2 separate regions of the Homo sapiens genome follow, and region 1 is linked to region 2. A link is an interaction called in ENCODE POLR2A ChIA-PET data of the cell type or tissue named here. Cell type or tissue: Caco-2. All regions are shown on one strand. Links, peaks and the distances in the headings refer to the core of each region. The heading gives the core; the rest is flanking DNA.

The links. ChIA-PET counts read pairs that join two places held together with the same protein. Peaks named below come from ENCODE experiments on the same cell type or tissue, not always from the same donor. Only the 100,000 strongest peaks of a DNase experiment are listed, where the experiment ranks them.
Region 1: POLR2A ChIA-PET joins it to region 2 with 5 read pairs; 2 of 35 experiments call an interaction of 5 or more read pairs at or near these places.

What each region holds. Positions count from the first base shown.
Region 1 is chr5:146,904,444-146,909,833 of GRCh38, forward strand. It overlaps a transcript of PPP2R2B not described here. Among named protein-coding and RNA genes, the nearest start is that of PPP2R2B-IT1, 12 kb to the right of the region's middle. In Caco-2, for the core only: no CTCF peak of the experiment used is centred there; a DNase peak (open chromatin) is centred at 2,578.
Region 2 is chr5:146,850,271-146,855,660 of GRCh38, forward strand. All of the region lies in intron 2 of PPP2R2B (protein phosphatase 2 regulatory subunit Bbeta), which reads right to left. Among named protein-coding and RNA genes, the nearest start is that of PPP2R2B, 26 kb to the right of the region's middle. In Caco-2, for the core only: no CTCF peak of the experiment used is centred there; no DNase peak of the experiment used is centred there.

The DNA.
Region 1 (5,390 bases), core at 88-5,087, 54 kb after region 2:
GCCCAGTCCTGGGGTAGGAGGTAACTAATGGAACTAGAGGAAAGTTGTAGAAAATTCCACAGGCAGTATTGGGAGCGTGTTCCCCGAGTCCTAAAGTATAGCCCAGAGAGGTTGTAAGCTTCTTGGAGAAACCTCATGTCTAACCAATATGGTGCTTGAGTAATGGTTGTAACCACTGATCATACAGACTGGCTGAAGACATCTGCTTGAAGTCCTGTAGCCTCAGTATAGAATGAAAGAGACTGCTAAAAGTAGCTTCATCTCCTTGAGAGAAAAGCAGAAACAGTTAAGAACACAGTGATGAACCCAAAGGTGCCAGGAGTCAAAATGAGGGCACGGACATGGTACTGGAGGTCATGGTAACACCACATTTAACAGCAGCAGGTTAACATTAACATGAGGAACCAGATACAAAAAAGTCACACCCAAGCCAAGACTGGGAGAAAACATATACAAAACATGTTTGCTAAGGAACTTATATTCAGCCTATTTAAAACAACTTTTACAAATCAATAATTAAAAGACAACCTGATAAAAATGGGGGCAAAATATCTGAACAGAAATTTTACCAAAGGATATATATGAGTGGCAAATAAGCACCTGAAAATATGCTCAACATTATTAGTCATTAAGGAAATGAAAGTTAAAACCGCAATGAAATACCATTGCATCTCTACTAGAATTGCCAAGACTAACTATGTCAAGTGTTGGTGAGGACATGGAGCAATTGGGACTCTCATACTTTGCTGGTGGGAGTGGAAAATGGAACACTGGAAAATATTTGTTATTCCCCTATAAAATTAAACACACACCATTCAATCCACTCCTGTATATTTATTAGGAAGAAATAAAAACATATCTCAATCTACTCCTCTCCTGCATATTTATTAGGGAGAAATAAAAGCATGTCCACACAAACATTTGTACTTGAATGTTCTTGTCTTAAGTTTGAAATTTTTAAATTTTTAAATTTTTATAATAGAGATGGGATCTCACTATGTTGACCAGGCTGGTGGTCTTGAACTCCAGGCCTCCAGTGATCCTCCAGCCATGATCTCACCTTGACCTCCCAAAATGTTGGGATTAAAGACATGAGGCACTGTTCCTGGCCTGAATGTTCTTAACAGCTTTATTTATAAGCCAAAAACTGGAACAGCCCAACTGCCCACCAACTAGTGAATGGTATAGTACATCTATACAATGTAATACTACTTAGCAATTAAAAGGAACTCACTCCTATTAAATACCCTCTAAATAAATCTCAAAATCAATGTGATAAGTGAAAGAAGTCAAACAAAAGGCTAAGTGCAATCTGATTTTATTCATATAACATTATAGAAAAGACAAAACTATAGAGTCAAATGGCAGATCATTGGTTGCTAGTGCCCAGTGGTGGTAGGTTGGGATTGATTTCAAAATAGCAGGAGTCAGCTTTTGGGGATGATGGAAATGTTCTCTGTGCTATCCAGTATGGAAGCTCCCAAGCCACATGTAGCTACTGAAATTTTAATTACATATAATTTAAATTAAATAAAATTTAAATGGAAATAAAAGTTATAATGGAAAGCTTGTAAGCAGGATTGAAACAATTTGGACATTTGAACCTATTTTTTCAGCTGTGAATTTTATAAGTTCTAAATAAAAATTAAGTATTTCTAGTAAAGATATATTGTCTGAGTTGAGATATGTTGGAAGTGTAAAATACACAATAGACTTGAAAGAATGGATGTGAAAAAAGACATAAAGTAGCTCCTTAATATATTCTTATATTGATTCCATAACAAAGTGATAATATTTGAATATATTAAGTTAAAGAAAATATATTATTAAAATTAATTTCACCTGCTTCTTGTACCATTTTCCATTTATTTATTTATTTATTTATTTATTTATTTGGAGACAGAGTTTCACTCTTGTTGCCCAGGCTGGAGTGCAATGGCGCGATCTCGGCTCACCGCAACCTCTGCCTCCTGGGTTCAAGTGATTCTCCTGCCTCAGCCTCCCTAGTAGCTGGGATTACAGGCATGCGCCACCACGCCCAGCTAATTTTGCATTTTTAGTAGAGACGGGGTTTCTACATATTGGTCAGACTGATCTCGAACTCCCGATCTCAGGTGATCCGCCTGCCTCGGCCTCCCAAAGTGCTGGGATTACAGGCGTGAGCCACCGCACCTGGCCTTTTTCTTTTATTTTTAATTGACACATAATGATTATGCATCATCATATTTATGGGGCACAGAGTGATATCTCAATATATGTATCTTTCTTCTACTTTTTGGAAATGTGGCCACTGGAAAACTTTTAAATTATGTACCTGGCTCACCTTATACGTCTATTGGGCAGTACTGTTCTACCTCATGACTGTGGCAGTGGTTACAACACTGTATGCCCTTGTCAAAACATATTGAATTGTACATTTAAAACTAGCACATTTTTTGAAATGTCAATTGCACTTTATGCAGCTGATTAAATTTAAAGAGACAATCTACTTCTAAGAAGACCAGCCGAGTTACACTGTAGCAGGAGACAGGATGAGTAACACAGGAAGGGGGCGCTGCAGGGACAGAGGCCTAAAGGGAAGACCAGGAAAGGCAAGAGGCTCCTTGGCTGATTGTGGTGAGGACAGAAGATAGCGCAGGATGCCATTCCGACAGGGAAGTAGGAAAGTACAGGAGGCTTTTGTGGGTGTAAAATGGAATGTTTAGAGCCTAAATTATCAGCTTAAGTCTGAAAACGATTGTATAAGCATGAATTGGCTAAATTACATTTTTTTTTCCATCAGCAGATGTAGAAGTTAAAATCTAGAAATAAAGCTGCATTTTTGCACAAGCGAGCTGGGGGATTATTACAACTACGTATTTTAAGCCATCTATGTGCATTTTCCTGAAGCTCAGCTCAAGCAGCTCTTCTCCCAGAGCTTCTTCAGGACATTGGTTAAAATGAATGTGTTCCCATATGAGCGTTCCCAAAGTTCAGCTTATATTCCTATTATGGAAAATTTCATGTACCCAGGAGCCAAAGAAAGTGGAATTAATGTCCTTACAGAAGGGCAAAGTCTACAACAGCATCTCTGTGCTGCCTGGTCATCACCAAGTTGGAGAAAGGGCTAAGGGCAGGTGTACCTGAACATCCCCCCTGAGGCCAACCCATCAGCTATAGTGTGGAACACACTGTGCCTCACACTGTTTAAGTTCTCTACTTGGGAGAAACCCCCTTTTCCATTATCCTGTATAAATGCTGTTGATTTGTCAAGGCCCAGCTAAGTTTTTGTCTTTTCCCATACCACTTTCATTTTCTACTGCTTTGAAATCCTACACTACTTTACTGTTTAGCAATTGTGAGTTATTAACTATTGGGTCCTGTGTGTTTATTCTGTCTCCTCAATCAAATGGTGAGGTTCTTGGGGGCATGCCTTTCATTTCCATAGTATGCAGTGGTTTGTTAGTCTTTCAAACTGGCTGATCAAATGTTGGCAGCATTGAATTCCCTAGAAGGAAAAACCATGTTGTTCTTCCTTATTAATAAATATGATCATAGAGAAAAACTGCCGAGCAGAACAGCAGCAGCAATGATTTTATGAGCATACCCACAGCCACGTTCTTTACATTAATTCTCACGTTTTGTCTTCTAAATCAAACTACATGATACCTATAACCATGGTTCCTCAAGTGACTGGAGGTACCCCAGGGCACCACAGTGAACTTACAGGAAAGCCAAGACAGATTTTAAAGTTTTGAGGGAAACACTTCTGTGATACACCATGCAAAATATTAGCTTGAAGTAGATCACAGTTGCAACATTAGATTGTACTACATGACAGATCTTTGTAAAGGTTGGTTGTGATGAAAACCAAGTATGGTGCAAAATTCAACATGGAAGAGAAAAGTCTGATTCCAAGTTTCAAGGAATTATGCAGTACTCAACAGGCACACATATTCTACTAGTAAGTTCTTGGTGTTTACTTAAAAATTAAATTTTTTTTTCTTTCAATATGTATATTTTTCAAAAGACTCCTAAATTTTTTGAACATACATATGTATACAGCTGTTTGGGCCTAGCTACGTAATAAAGAAATTGTTAGATTTTTTTTTTTTTTTGGCATAGGGGTGTGTTAAACAATTACTGAGACACTAAGGGCTCCATTAACAGAAAAAGTTTAGCAGTCTGCACCCTGTAAGGCTCACATCATTGTTTTCAGGTTGTAGTTGAAGAAGGTGATGACCTAGAGTGTTGAGAAACTTCCCAAAGGCCCTACACTAGTCAGTGTCAGACCTAGGATTCAATTCCAGCTTCCCCTCAATATAAAACTCATGCCTTCTTTCTTCCTTTCCCGCCCTCCCTTCCTCCCTTCCTCCCTTCCTCCCTTCCTTCCTTCCCACCCAGGGTTTTGCTATGTTGCCCAGGCTGGAGTGCAGTGCCGTGATCACGGCTCACTGCAGCCTCAAACTCTTGGGCTCAAGTGATCCTCCTGAGTTGCCTCCCGAGTAGCTGGGATTACAGGGGTGGGCCCTGGAGCTCAGATCGTGTTTTTCATCCTGGGTTTACTTTAAGATCCTTCAGATCAGCTCCTGGAGGCAGCCACCAAAGAGAAAGCAGATGGTCCATGGAGAAGTAATAGTGGGAGAAGATTTCCCCTGCAGCTAAGAGAGGGCAGTGGGAGGTCACAGAAAGTAGCAGGGTGAGTGACCTTGACTGTTTCTGACCACCAGCTATTACCACAACATAAATTTACACTGAGGAATTAAGAGACTAACTAGGGGTTCCATGGGGAGCTCATCCATCCTCCTAGACCATGACATTCCCCCACACTAACATCAGAGGGAAGAGTGGGTAACTTATCAGTAAGTAGAGCAGTTCTTGAATTCAGTTCATTTGCTTCTGGGATATTCTTGGATTTTTATTCCAACCCCAATACACTTCAAAGAATGACAATGTGACCCTTTTCTTGTCCTAATGATCTGGGAGCATTTTCCTCACCATTATGCACATGTTACTACCCTCTTAAGAGGTCAGTAAAGCTCTTCATTTCAAAACCTGATTTATTTGCATTCATAATCTCCCTGTTAGCTAGGCAATCTGCATAATAACCTGGCATGAAATATTTTTAACCAGGCTTTCCAAAATATAGAAAGAAGCCTTCCTAATAATGGAAGGCATTCACTATCTTAAACTGGAATCCATTTACAGATTAAATTTGCCAAGAGGTCAGCTTGCAGCTGCCACTGTGTTGCAAGCCCGCATGTCCTCTGTGTCACATCCTGTGACATATCTTGAGAAGAGTCAGGGTCTTTTCCAGTCTGCTGGTTCTGTGTTTCAATTAGAATAGATTTAAGAGTCCCCAAGCTCTGGTTTCTAGGTGGCTTTGCACAATATTATTAATAATTCAATCA
Region 2 (5,390 bases), core at 311-5,310:
TCTTTAGATCTATTCTAGACCCTTTCCAATCTATTCTTTGCACTGCAGCCAGAATAGTATTTTTGAAAAGCAAACTTGGTCACTTTCCCCAATCTTCCCTACATTTAAGCATTTAAATGGCTTCCTGTTACTCATAAGATAAAAAGCAAAAATGGCTCATATATTTTTGCAAGACTCTGCAAGATGTGGCTTCTGTCTAATGTCCATCCTGTGGGAACTTAAGCCACACTGGCCACCTTTCACTTTTTGAACACACACTCTCTCTACTGCTACTACCATAAAGCCCTTGTACATGCAGTTCTCCCTGCCTGGGTCATCTTCCCATCTCCTCTTCAACAGAGCTAACTCTTATTATGACTTTCGGATTTAGCAATTATTCTTTCACCAGGGAAGCCTTCCCTGTCTAGGTCCAATAATCCTCTTATTACACACTCTCAGAGTACTACTAACTCCTTCAGAGTGCTTGTCACGGTTGCAATTGTACATTTATCTTTATTATTCTTTATTAATATATTTCCCCAGAGGGTCTTGTCACTCCATATTCCTGGTATCTAACCCCATAGCTGGTATACAATAAGTGCCCAATAAACACCTATCAAGTAAATGTCTGAAAAATGACCACGCAATCTATCCATACTGCTGTAAAGACTTTCTAGAATATTAAAGTCCTCTTTGGATTCAGAAGAATATGTCACTTCACATAATAAATTTGATTGGTCACCCCAAGGATGAGTAAATAAACATCACTGCCAGGTTTGGTAGTTTCCAAATAAACATGAGGTCCTTTTTATCATATCGAAATGAATATTATTCAATATTACATAGAAGTGGACATAAGAGGACATGAAGAAACAATCTCATGCAGTAAAGGTTCACAATGGTGCCAATCATCTCCTAATCCTGTCCCTCAGAGATCTGTTTATTAAGTAATTTTTCTTTATTTCACAATATCTCAAATGCTACTATTGGGCTCAAGCTCTCATCATTGGCCTTGGATTTCATTCAACATTTAACAAATATTTACTGAGCATATTTACTAGATTCCAGGCACTGTGTTAGAGCCTGGGATACACACTAGGCAAGAGAGACAGGTGCTCACCTTCAAGAAGAGAGGATAACCAACACACAAATGAGTAAATAAAATGATTGCTGATTGCTATTAGTGCTAACAAGGAAAGAGATCCTGTTCCATGTGAGTGAGATCATGCCCATTGCTTCATCATGATTGTAAGTGATCCAAATGCCTCACTGGGATAACCTGCATCATTATTGCTTCGTGGTACCAGGTAGATCACAGTCTTTTCTTTTTACTTGATGAAGGAGTAAAGAATTTTCTGTTTTAATGCCATGGTTTCCTATAAGAATTTAAATATACTCACTTTCTCAAATTAAATAAGTGTAGGCAAAACACAAGGTATACCTTTTCTAAGGAGTCACTATAACACCTCAAAATCTCTATTGTCAGCTTTGATGCACCCCAAAAGATCAAAGTGCCTTGCTCTTTAAGATGCATATCTCAACAGAGCAGCTGTTTCATTTCAAGAGAGTCTTCATTTTTTTTTTAGTGATAAGTTTACAAGCAGTTGTTAGTGGTACAGAAAATCTTACGACATCTGTGGAGAAGTTGTAAATTTTTCAGATTGGGTTAGGATTCTCTTGATAATCATTAAAATCCTTGAGGTCTAGGATAGCATTTGGAGCATAATTTGACCTCAATTATGTGTTAAATGTTTGCTGAAGAAATGGTGATGCTTTGAGAAAATTAGCTATTTGAAGCATGAGACCAGAGTGGAGCTGAAAGAAAAAAATTAAAATTAAAGTGGCTCACTTATCAAAAACCAAAGCCACAGAGAAAGGGGACCAATAACAGCATCCTCTTCATTCCATTTTGATTAAGGCTGCAGGCTTATGAGGGGACAGGAAGCTGGGAGAATCTCAAGAAAAGAAAATGCAGTCCCTAAATGCCACAGCTCAAGAGGAATGCTCCAGCCTACTGTCTCCAATGGAGAAGAACAATCTGCAGATTGACAAAGCCCTCTGTTTACACTCCTGAACAAATAAACTAATCATGCCTTTGTTTTTAACCTAACAAATCATAGCCTGATTACAGGTCATTAGTGACCATTAATATGTGAAACTGTTTGCATTTCACTAGTATATCTGAATAACAGTCTTGCCTTTCACACTAGCTCAGTCAAGTTTCCAAAAGGAAAGCCCCGTTATCAGGCCACGAGCAGGACTTAAATTAACAATTAGCCTCTAGAATCGAACTATGATGCAGAAGAATTCATTATTTTGGTTCATTGTGGTTCCGCCTACTGTAGAACCAGTCTTTGCCTTTGTAGTGGAGACATGCTCTTTGTGCCAAAAGATTGTGTGACCACCTCTCTCCAAACATTCTCAACAATTCCCAATGACTGCTAATGTGTTGGCCAGCAACATGAACCTGCTTATGTGACAATAGTATAGACGGTCCTAAGTTCACAATACGATGGCTGATTAGAGTACAGATAAATGCAGGGAGCACATTGGGAATTATCAGAAACATAGAAGTGACAGGAAAAAGGTCTATTTGACAAAAAAGCGGAGGCAGAGTAGAGAGTATGTATACCTGAGTGAACCTGATAATCTAGAATTTTTAAAAGTGCAATTAGAGCTTTGGATTATCAGCATTAAGAGGCAAGATTCTTCAAAGGAATTGGATAATTGCCAAGCCTCCATTTCATTTTGTGCTGAGCAGTCGTCACAGAGGGGCATGGAGTGATTAACAGAGATTAAAGATCTCAGGAATGTTTGAGAACTTTCTAACATAGCAGTTGCCATTTAGGAGCAAACCCATGGTCCAACTTATCTAATGTTCTGTTGCTTCAAAAAAATGTCCCCTAGGAAATGCCACTTTTGACTACTAATGTGTTGAGGCCATAGAATTAGAGGCATTGCTAACAAATCAAGAAATGGCAGCCCATATATTGCTGCAATCATTTTTACTTTTTATTCTGGACTAGCTACCAACCACGTGATTCATGCCCCAGTTTAAAATGCATAATGATAGTATAGAGTTCCATGTAGTTTAAAAAGTCCTTTTAATCCATTATCCTGCTCATCTCTATATCAGCTTATGAAAGTTAGATTATGAATAGTATAGTAATGGTGCAAAACACAGGTTCTAAGTTAAACTTGTCTGTTTTCAAATCCTGGCTTTTCTACTGCTAATAAGGTGACTTTGAGCAAATTTCTTAACCTTTCTGAGCTTCTTTTTGCTTATCTGTGAAACAGATAATAATGATGCCTACCTCAAAAGGTGATTTCAAAACCCTAATTGAGTAACTAATGCATGTAAAGGGCTTAGTACACTACATGGCACATAATTAGTGCTCAATAAATATTAACTGCTATCATTTTTTTTTTCCACCAGCAGCAGTATCCACTATGGCCACCATCTCCATCTTCCACAGAATAAGGAAAATAAAATATCTACGATAGACTTTTTCCTGAAGTCACCCAATTACTAAATAACTGAGGTGGGACTAACCATCATCTTGACTACCATTCTCCCTGCTTGGAATACTTTTCATTCTTCTTCCCTCCTCCTCATCCTTCAGGTCTCAGTTTAGCCATCTGCTTCCTCATGAGCCCTGCTCTGAGCCCTCTTATGTCATTTCACATTCTCTTGTACTTCCTCCATCAGAGAACCTCTCATTCTGCATTATAATTGCCTGTTGTCCTGTATGTGTCCCCTACTAAACCACAGGTTCCTTAACAGTAGAGACCAGGTCTATATACTAAACCTTTGCATCCCCAGCACCGAGTACAGCACCAGACACATAGTAAGTGCACAATAAATACTTAATAAGTAAAAGGATGGATGCCAGACTCTTCATTCCCAATCTGCTGACACACATTAAATTATTATTTCACACTGGAATGGATTTTAGAAAATCAGAGAGAGCCCTACAAGGCTTCATGTCTTATACTGCTCTTAAATAATCATAATCTCATGTCAGAAATTCAAGGCAATTTTTAAAATACATAATATGTTACATATTTATGGGGTACATGTGATATTTTATTACATGCATAGAATGTATAATGATCAAGTTATGGTATTCGGGTTATTTATCACCTTGAGTATTTATTATTTCTATGTGTTGGGGACATTTCAAATTCTCTCTTCTGGCTTCTTTGAAATATGCAATACATTGTTGCTAACTACAGTCACTGTACTCTGCTATCAAACATTAGAATTTATACCTTTTATCTAACCGTATATTTGTACCCATTGACCAACCTCTTTTCATCAAGGCAGTCTTAACCAGATTCTAATAGATTCAATTTCTGAAGAAAGTAACTAAACTTGTGAAAATGACACCTTGAAGTGATTCTTACATTATATTAAAACACAAGCACGTGTGTATAGACACACACTCACCTTGTACCTCACACTGATCGCTAAGCTGTGCACAATACTTATATAGTCACCAACCCTCCAAATTTGGAGAAGGGCACTGTCTTTGTACTTTGAAGGGATTTTTCAGAAACATTTGGACTTGATGAGGCACAGTGAAAAGCAGGTATTTATCCTGGCTATTCTTCACGACAAGCTCTTAAAATTTGGACTCTGAACTGTCTCTCGCAGTTTTTATGTTTTTAGAAATTTTGAGTCTGATATGACACAAGTCGTAAAATTTGACCAAATAACAAAATACTTCCATTTTTTTTCTCCCTCCATCTTGGAGGAGGAATAGGGGGCATAAAAGTTGGAAGCTCCAGGGAAATCCACTCAAAGCTATTCAGTTTCATCTCATTAAAGTAACATCATCAAGGGCAAACCAAATAAAACTCAAACCCCCAATCAATATTATATTAGAATGCACTGAAAGTGTTACTTAGTTGGTAGGAAGGAAAAAAAATCGTACATTGAAATTACAACAGATGTAAGCCTTTTATTCAAATAGACCAGAGAGCAAAAGGTAATTTTTCAATAGCAAGGGAAGAGCTGAACTCTACCTCACATCACCAACACTATTTAAAAGCAAAACCTGCTCTTATTATTTTATATAAAAACACATTTAAAAATATCACCTGCATGGAGTCTCTATAAATGCATAATGCTAACATTGCATAGTTCCCTTAGGACACAAATGCCTCACACATCTTTATCCATAGTCTGATGGAGAATATTCACAAACATATATGCATACAGACACAAACACAGTATACATACACATACACACATACCTGCTTTTTGTTTTCTTCCCTTTTTGAACTGTGACCACCTTTTAAATTTTATTAGCTCTATGATAAAATATTTATCTAGAGCCTTTTTCCCTCTTCGTTCCTTTTATTAAAGGGAGCTCTTCTCTTCTGAATGTTGTACTCTTTGATCTCTC